Regions from separate parts of the Homo sapiens genome. Here region 1 is linked to region 2. Evidence: read pairs that join two places in POLR2A ChIA-PET (ENCODE). Cell type or tissue: HepG2. All regions are shown on one strand. Each heading gives the region's core, and the rest is flanking DNA. Links, peaks and the distances in the headings are about the cores only.

Region 1 (4,403 bases), core at 164-4,163, 52 kb after region 2:
GCTCAACCCAGAAAGTATTTTTATGTAAAAATAAATTATGCAATGGCACTTTATGAACTTCAAAGAAAAAATACTTTCTTTGTGTTGTTCTTGTTATATCTGAGAAGAAAAATGATGATTAAATTTCTAAATAAAACATATTCTGTTAATTTACAACTTTTCTCAAAATGGAAGAGTTTAAATTGTGATAAAAAGTAGTAGGTAGAGTGTACACCTATGTTCATAACAGCATTATTTACGATAGCCAAGATTAGAAACTACCCAAGTGTTCATCTACACATGAATGGAAAAATAATTTGTATATATATATATACATATATATATATGAATATTATTCAGCCTTAAATGGGAATGAGACTCTGACACAATACTACAACGTGGATACATCTTGCAGGCCTGATAAATGAAATAAGCCACAAAAAGACAAATACTATAAGCCCACTTATATGAAGTGTCTAAAGTAATAAAATTCATAGAAATGGAAAGTAGAATTATGTTTGCCAGGAGCTGAGGAAAGGGGAAAATGAGGAGTTAATGGGGATAGAGTTTCAGTTGTGACAGATGGGAAAGTTCTGGACATTGATTACACAACAATGGAAATTCACTTAACACTATTGAACTGCACACTCAAAAATGGTTAAGATAGTAAGTTTTATGTGTATGTTACCACTATTTAAAAAATTAGTTAAAAAATAGTAGACCGAAATTTATTTCTAACGGTGGCTTCCCACCACCATTTGGGGGGAGTTCTGTTGTGAAATTTTAGGTGATTTACTTTCTCAAATTGTACTGAGTCATGGGTTTGTTTTCCCATGGAAAAATTACTAAAAGAAGAGTGCGTGGAAACACATAACACTTAAGTCACTTCCATATTGCAAAGGTATGTCCATAAGACCTTTGACTTTGATAAGATTTGTAAAAGCTATGCGGCCTTTTCTTCCTCCTCACTCCATCCCGTCTCCCAGGGCCAGCCTGTTCCTCAAAAGAGTGAAAAACATAGGAAAATTACTGCCAATCATCCAACCAGACTATCTAAATGATGTAAAGTAATTATTAAATTTTACTCAGCCAATACACTGTTTGAGCTTGGATTATAAACCACTGTTTACTCTCACAGTGTCTGGCAAAAAATAGGCACTCTCATTTTGTTTTCAACAGACAGATGGTGTTTGCCCTTCTAGAGCTCAAGAAGGAGGGTGATCAAGCAAATAGGCTTAAGCACATTTTGAGAAAAGCAACATGGCGCACAGCCCTGGGGCAAGACTATGTCGGGCTCAGGACTTGAGTCTGTCATTTACTAGCTGTGTAATCTTGAGCAATTCACTTAAATATCCTGATCTTCATTTTTTTCCTGTGTGAAATGACATTAATAAACAATGTCTGTAACAAGAAATGTAAAGGCCAAATGTAAAGAAATGTAAAATCCTAAGTCCTGCATGCCTTCTACCACTGGTCTAGTCACATGTGCCAGCTGAACATTCCCTGGGCCGCAATTAATGTGACTGATGGTTTTATCCCTGGTTTTCCCAGGGTGAAATCTAGACACAGGAATCCTGAAAAATGCCTCTGTGGAAAGATAGATTGAAAGCAGGTCTTCTAAGGGAAGCTGCAGAATGTTTCTCCCTCAGCCTATAGTTTGACAGAATGATAAGATATCAAGATGAAACCCTGAAGACCTGAGGATTTTTCACGGATTTCATTATTCTATTGAAGACCTAAAAAAAAGTGGCTAAAAAAGATATTTTTAGAAATTGCTTTAATATGGTTTTTATTAACATTTATTTAATTAACTACATAAAATCTGTATATAAAAGAGGCAAAAGTTTATTCTTACTCTCAGCCAGACAGTTGCTGATAAGGTAGTGTTGACAGGAATCTCCCTGACTCAACAACCATAAATATGGTTGGAATGTGGTATTTGCTCTTCCTGGAAACAATGCTTCCCACTTACAGAGTTTGTATTCAATATGGTGTTAATACATAGACCTCATCCAACTATCTCTCTGTGGAATCTGAGCTCCTACTCAAGTCAATATCCTATAATATGCTAAACAGAAAACCTCCTGTATTAGTTTCCTGAGGCCACCATAACAAAGTACCACAAACTGGGTGGCTTAAACAACAAGAATGTATTCTCTCACTGTTGTGAAGGTCAGAAGTCCAAAATCAAGGTGTGTTAGTAGGGACACCCTTCCTTGGAAAGCTGCAATCCTTCCTTGCCTCTTTCAGCTTCTGATGGGTCTTGGCATTTCTTGGTCTGTGGCAGCATAACTCCAGTCTCTGCTAGAGTTTACAAATGGCCTTATCCCCTGTGTCTTTGTATTTTTCCATCTTCTCATACGGACACCTGGCATTAGATTTTTGTGTGCACCGTAAATCCAGGGTGGTTTTATTCCAGAATCCTTTTTATATCCCAAATATATCTACAAAGATTCTGTTTTCAAGTAAGGTCACATTCTGATGTTCCAGGTTGGAATGGTCTGAATGTTTGTATACCCCCAAAATTCATATGCTCAAACTGTTTTTTTTTTTTTTTTGACACAGTCTTGCTCTGTTACCCAGGCTGGAGTGCAGTGGCACCATCACGGCTCTCTGCAACCTCCACCTCCAGGGTTCAAGTGGTTCTCCTGCCTCAGCCTCTTTGGTAGCTGGGATTACAGGCGTGTGCCACCACGCCCAGCTATTTTTTGTATTTTTAGTAGAGATGGGGTTTCACCATGTTGGCCAGGCTGGTCTCAAACTCCTGACCTCAGGTGATCCTCCCACCTCAGCACACCCAAAGTGCTGGGATTACAGGCATGAGCCACCACGCCCAGCCCATATGTTCAAACTTGATCCCCAATGTGAGAGTATTAAGAGATGCAGCTTTTCTTTTGGGTCGGGGTGGAGGTGGGGGTGATTAAGCCATGAGGACAGATTCCCCATGAATTGGATTACTGCCCTATAAAGAGGCTTCAGAGACCTTGGTCAACCTTTCTTCCGTGTGAGGACACAGCAAGAAGGCACCATCAATGAAGCAGTGAGTAGACCCCTGCCAAACGCTGAATAGGAAGTCATCTTGAACTTGCAGCCTCCAGAAACTATTAGCAATAAATTTTCTCTTGTTTATAAATTACCTAGTCTATGGTATTTTTGTTATAGCAGCTCAAATGAACCAAGACACAGATGTACATAAATTTAGGGAAAAATTATTCAACCCACTATACCTCTTTCCTTTTTTACTAATTCGTATTTAATTAATGATGCATGTGGTTTATTTAGTGACAACAACATCTATGGTCAATATGTGAGACTCTCAGAAGAGGAAATGTAACCATCAGCAGCCAACAGAAAGTGGGGGGCAATAGAAATTCTACCTCATTCCCCAAGTTAGAGAAAAAAAAAATCACTGCATGGAGATATGAAATAATGCTTTGTGGGTCTGTTTTCCTATAGCTTCTGTATATGTCAATCTTCTATGCTCAGCTTTCTTTGTATCTTATTTTTTAATTTTAGTATAAAAATGAATGTTTTATTGCCTTCAATTTACCATTATTATTTTTTACATCAGTTGTTCTTTGTGTGTGTGTATGTGTCAGATTTAGTTTTCTGGAGTGTGAATGCATGTGGTGTGTGTGTATGTGTGTGACCTAAATAAGTTTATCTCCTGAAAAGAAAGCAATATCAACATTTAAAGATTAGGTTAACAGAACTCACTTTATTAAATGCCTGGTATGTGTCCAGGCCTTGAGCTGAGGAATAAGAACAATGATGAGTAAAGACCATCCCTGTTCTCAAGGTGTTTGTAGACTACAAAGGAGCCTGCAACCTTACAGCAAAAATAAAGTAAATAAACACAAACCATGGAGCATGTTGCACTCACAGAGGTTCATTCTCACCCATTTTGAAGATACTGGGAGTAATTGGAACTTTGTTGAAGAAAACAAGGAGATCATTTCTGTTTTGTCTGTGCATCACCATGACTACCTAGCACCATGGAGAAAGGGACCCCCTTTCAGAGCACAAACTCTGACCACAGAGGGCCTTTGTCTATCCTTCATTTTACTCTAAACTTTTCTCAAAATAACCATGGATGAAGCTGGAAAACATCATTCTCAGCAAGCTAACATAGGAACAGAAAACCAAACACTGCATGTTCTCACTCATAAGTGGGAATTGAACAATGAGAACACACGGACACAGGGAGAGAAACATCACACACCAGGGCCTGTCAGGGGTTGGGGGCAAGGGGAGGGATAGCATTAGGAGAAATACCCAATGTAGATGACGGGTTGATGGGTACAGCAAACCACCATGGCACATGTATACCTATGTAACAAACTTGCACATTCTGCACATGTATCCCAGAATTCAAAGTATAATAAAGTAAATAAATAAATAACCCTTTGTGAAGCTGTACTTCT
Region 2 (4,403 bases), core at 269-4,268:
GAGGGTTGAGGGGGAATTTTTTTTTGTTCCCTACAATATATATTGTATACACTATATGTATATTGTATAAAAATATACAATAGGAGAATAAAAATGTACAGATTGGTAATCGGAAACATAAAACACATTAAGTGCAATAAATTACAACAATGGTATAATGGAATTCTTCAGGGCAAACAGTGAAAATACAAAAGCAGAGTTAGTGACTGTAGTGAGGACAGGGGAGGCTGAGTCCAAGAAGAAGAGCAGGAAATACTTTGTGGAGGATGTGGAGGATATACCCCTTGGGCAAGTCTGTGTATTCTACTGTTAACTGTCTTCCTGGTTTTGGGTCACTTACTTTGGACTACTTTAGGCTCTAGAACTTTCTCTATAATGAGCAACTACATAGGTTCTGCATGATATTTATGGATGAGGCTTTGGGATAATAGGAAAAAATCATGCGCTTCAGGAAAAATCCAACCTGGGCTTGGAGATCGGCTCCACCGTCTATTACTTGATGAAATGCATCTTAAACCATCTGAGCCTCAAAATATCTGAACCTCAGCTCTTTCATTTTTAAAGGAAGTCCCCACAGAGTTTCCATTAGAATAAAATGTGATTACATATGTCAAGTGGCTAGCAAAGTGTCTGGAAAATAATAAGCCTTCATAACACTTAGCCCCTCTATGATTCAGCTTCCAAAATAGCACTTAGGCAGTTTATGTTATTACAGCATATAAAGGGAAAGAAAACACTTTTTATTAAGCAATATCGATGAGCAAATTTTTGGAAGCTAGCTGGCTATACATTGCTTAAAAATTCAATAAATTTTAGTTTAATGAAAACTTGTTTTCTAATCAGCTGAATTGTGGATTTTTTTCTTCACTCCTGTGTAATTTCCTACCAAACAGAATATGCTGGCTTTCTGATTTGGGAAGTTAATGAAAACTGAATTATTAAAAATCTCCTTCTCTGTAAATCTCAATTTTTGGTACCACCGTGTCCCTCAGATCTGCCACAGATATAGAATTAATTCCCATGTTTCCATTCTGGGCTATGTTGAGTATTTTACTTAATTTTAAAGTCAGATATGTTTGTGGTTATAATATCCTGCTTTCACACAAGCTGTATGTTAAATGCATCACACTTACATTCAATGAAGGGCATGTAATTGAGATCTCTGAATGTGGAACTTGTTAAGTTCAAAAACAAAGAAAAGCAGTGTCTCATTTTCCAGACACCTATTCTCCACTCCCTGAAGTTCAAGGATACGTTTAATAAGATAGCAGAGGAATGTTGCATTTTTTAAAATCCAAAGGCATTTAATTTAAAATGGAAAAAAATCGTGAAAAGAAAAAATTAAGGCTGGGCGCAGTGGCTCCTGCCTGTAATCCCAGCACTTCGGGAGGCCTAGGCTGGTGGATCACTTGAGGCCAGGAGTTCGTGACCAGCCTGGCCAACATGGTGAAATCTCTACTAAAAATACAAAAATTATCTGGGCGTGGTGGCGTGAGCCTGTAATCTCAGCTACTCGGGTGGCTGAGGCACAAGAATCACATGAGCCTGAGAGACGGAGGTTGCAGTGAGCCTAGATCGCGGCACTGCACTCCAACCTGGGTGACAGAGAAAGACTCTGTTTCAAAATAGTGATAATAATAATAAGAAGAAGCCTGTAGAGAGACAAAAGAACGCAAATTTCTTATTCACTAGAATTATCCTATGCAAATGTGTGGGTCTCTCTGTCCTTTAAATTGCATATGTGTAAAATGGGTATAACATGGTTTATGTTATAGGGTTAGAGGTGTTGTAAAGATTACAGGCATTATATGGAGATAATTTACCACAGTTCATGATATATAGTAATTACTCAAGAAAGTGAAGTTATTATACATTACTTCAACAAATATTATTGAGCACCCACTAAATGTCAGGTTCTAACCATTGGAGACGTAGCAGTGAATAAAACAGGCAAAAACACCTAATTTTACGGATGGTGGGAAGTCCCACGGAGAAAACCAAAGCAACAAAGAAAGGGGAAGCTGCGGTGTGAAGACTTTGCAATTTTCAACTGTGTGATCTAGTAGGCTTCATGGAAAAGATGACACTTAAAAGAGGATGAAGGAAACTAGGAATGAGGGAAATGCAGATTTGCTTTCTAAACGGGCAGCTCCAAATGGCAACTCAGAAGAGCGCTCATCATGGATCCTCATGCCTGGCTTGTCTTTCTGACGGGTGCTACACAAAATGAAACACGAATTCCGCTTGAGAACCCTGGAGCTTCCCCGAATGAGACAATCTGCAGGTCAAGAAAATAGGGGATTAAAGACTGTGGCCATATCTCCTGCCATTCGATTTCAGCCTATCCCTGCTTCTTTTCTCATATCAAAATATATATTATCAGCAGGAAAAATTTAATTCTATTACATGTTGCATTAAGATTATTATCATTTTTGTTCCCTCTACTAGAATATCAGGCAGAAAAAAAATGGTTTCTAGGAAGAGCGATTGCTCATATAACTCCGTGCTTGGAGATGAAAAATAATTTCAGGTGTGGGTTTGCAGCCAGAGAAAGAACAATCTGATTGTGAACTGCAATATGAAAGACAGAAGATTCCTGACAAGATCCTTTCTTTTCTTTACTTCTCTTTTTCTCTCTCTATCTCCCTCCAACACCCTGGGTACCTCAGTATTAAAGCAGTTCTGTCTATATGAAAATATGAGTATAAAATATTAAAATAGCTGTAGAGTTTCAAGAAGGGGGTTATAAATATAAATTCTTAGTCAAAAGGGTGTTGCCATTTGTTTTCATGTGTCTTCTGGTTCTTGGCCCAGGAAATCTACTGCCTGAGGGTTTTGCAACATCAGGAAGTCTAAGAAAAGTCATGCAACCAAAATGTTCTACAAAACACAAACTTAGAGAAAATGCTTCAAAGGGTGCTGAAGACTGAAATGTACAGATATTTGATGGAAAACTCAGAAAAGATACAACAAATACCTCAAGAAACAGAGGATAGCCACCATTCTCTTGATCAGCATCATCCTCACTGTCCTCAGAGCTGAAGTATACTCGGTGCTAGGCACTGAGAATCTATAGGCTCTGAAGAAAAGCTCTGCTAATCTACAACATAGCTGGGATTGCTCTTTAAATATTTGCACAGGTATAAAACTGTTACAGGACCGGGCATGGTGGCTCACGCCTGTAATCCCAGCACTTTGGGAGGCCGAGATGGGAGGATCATGAGGTCAGGAGATCGAGACCATCCTGGCTAACACAGTGAAACCCCGTCTCTACTAAAAAATATTTAAAAATTAGCTGGGTGTGGTGGCTGACGCCTGTAGTCCCAGCTACTGGGGAGGGCGAGGCAGGAGAATGGCATGAACCTGGGTGGTGGAGCTTGCAGTGAGCTGAGATCGTGCCACTGCACTCCAGCCTGGGTGACAGAGGGAGACTCTGTCTCAAAAAAAAAAAAAAAACCTGTTACAGGTGAATCAAAATCTTCTGAAGAAAAACTGTCAGGAAAACACACTTGTGGGAGCAGTGCTTTGGGCTTCAGCTGTTTAGCTGAAGGAGATGAAGGAGAGGCCGGAGGTCTAGTCCTTACCATCATCTCTCGTATATAAAATTATAGTTTTGTTTTTTTCTCTCTCTGGCTAAAAATTAATAATGCAGAAAACTCAGGACATAGAGAAAGGTAAAAAGTAGAAAAGAAACATCTCACTGCTTCCTAAACTTTTATTTTTCTCCATTGATCAAATCAATTTTTTTCTTAGTCTATCTAGGTGAGATTATTATGTATATAAATTATTTTGCCTTTCTCTTGAGTGTTAAACTATGAATATATCAAAATTTATTTTAATGTGTTATTTGTAGTGGCTATACTATATTCTCTTAAATGGACATGTGAAATAATTCATTTAATTATTAATCTTTCATATATAATATAAATAAAATAAAAGTATGGCCGGGCGTGGTGGCTCACGCCTATAATCCCAGCACTTTGGGAGGCCAAGGTGGGTGGATCACGAGGTCAGGAGATCGAGACCATCTTGGCTAACAGGGTGAAACCCCGTCTCTACTAAAAACGTGGTGATGGGCGCCTGTAGTCCCAGCTACGCGGGAGGCTGAGGCAGGAGAATGGCGTGAACCCGGGAGGCGGAGCTTGCAGTGAGCCGAGATCACACCACTGCACTCCAGCCTGGGCGACAGAGCAAGACTCCGTCTCAAAATAAATAAATAAATAAATAAAAGTATACATTTATGTAAAATTCATTTATATTTGTATTTATATATACTTTATATATGGAAATATATATGGATATATTTTATATGTGAATATATAATTTTACATATAGTTTGTCTTATATAACATAAATTATACTTTATATATTATGTACTATATATAACACATAATATATATAAC

What was found. ChIA-PET counts read pairs that join two places held together with the same protein. Peaks named below come from ENCODE experiments on the same cell type or tissue, not always from the same donor. Only the 100,000 strongest peaks of a DNase experiment are listed, where the experiment ranks them.
Region 1: POLR2A ChIA-PET joins it to region 2 with 6 read pairs; 3 of 35 experiments call an interaction of 5 or more read pairs at or near these places.

The regions. Positions count from the first base shown.
Region 1 is chr2:137,926,518-137,930,920 of GRCh38, reverse strand. It overlaps LOC101928273 (a long non-coding RNA gene), which reads left to right and starts at 2,989. Exons shown (of 3, transcript NR_120402.1): 1 at 2,989-3,019. In HepG2, for the core only: no CTCF peak of the experiment used is centred there; DNase peaks (open chromatin) are centred at 1,540 and 1,940.
Region 2 is chr2:137,979,091-137,983,493 of GRCh38, reverse strand. The region is part of intron 2 of HNMT (histamine N-methyltransferase); the gene reads right to left. Among named protein-coding and RNA genes, the nearest start is that of HNMT, 17 kb to the right of the region's middle. In HepG2, for the core only: no CTCF peak of the experiment used is centred there; no DNase peak of the experiment used is centred there.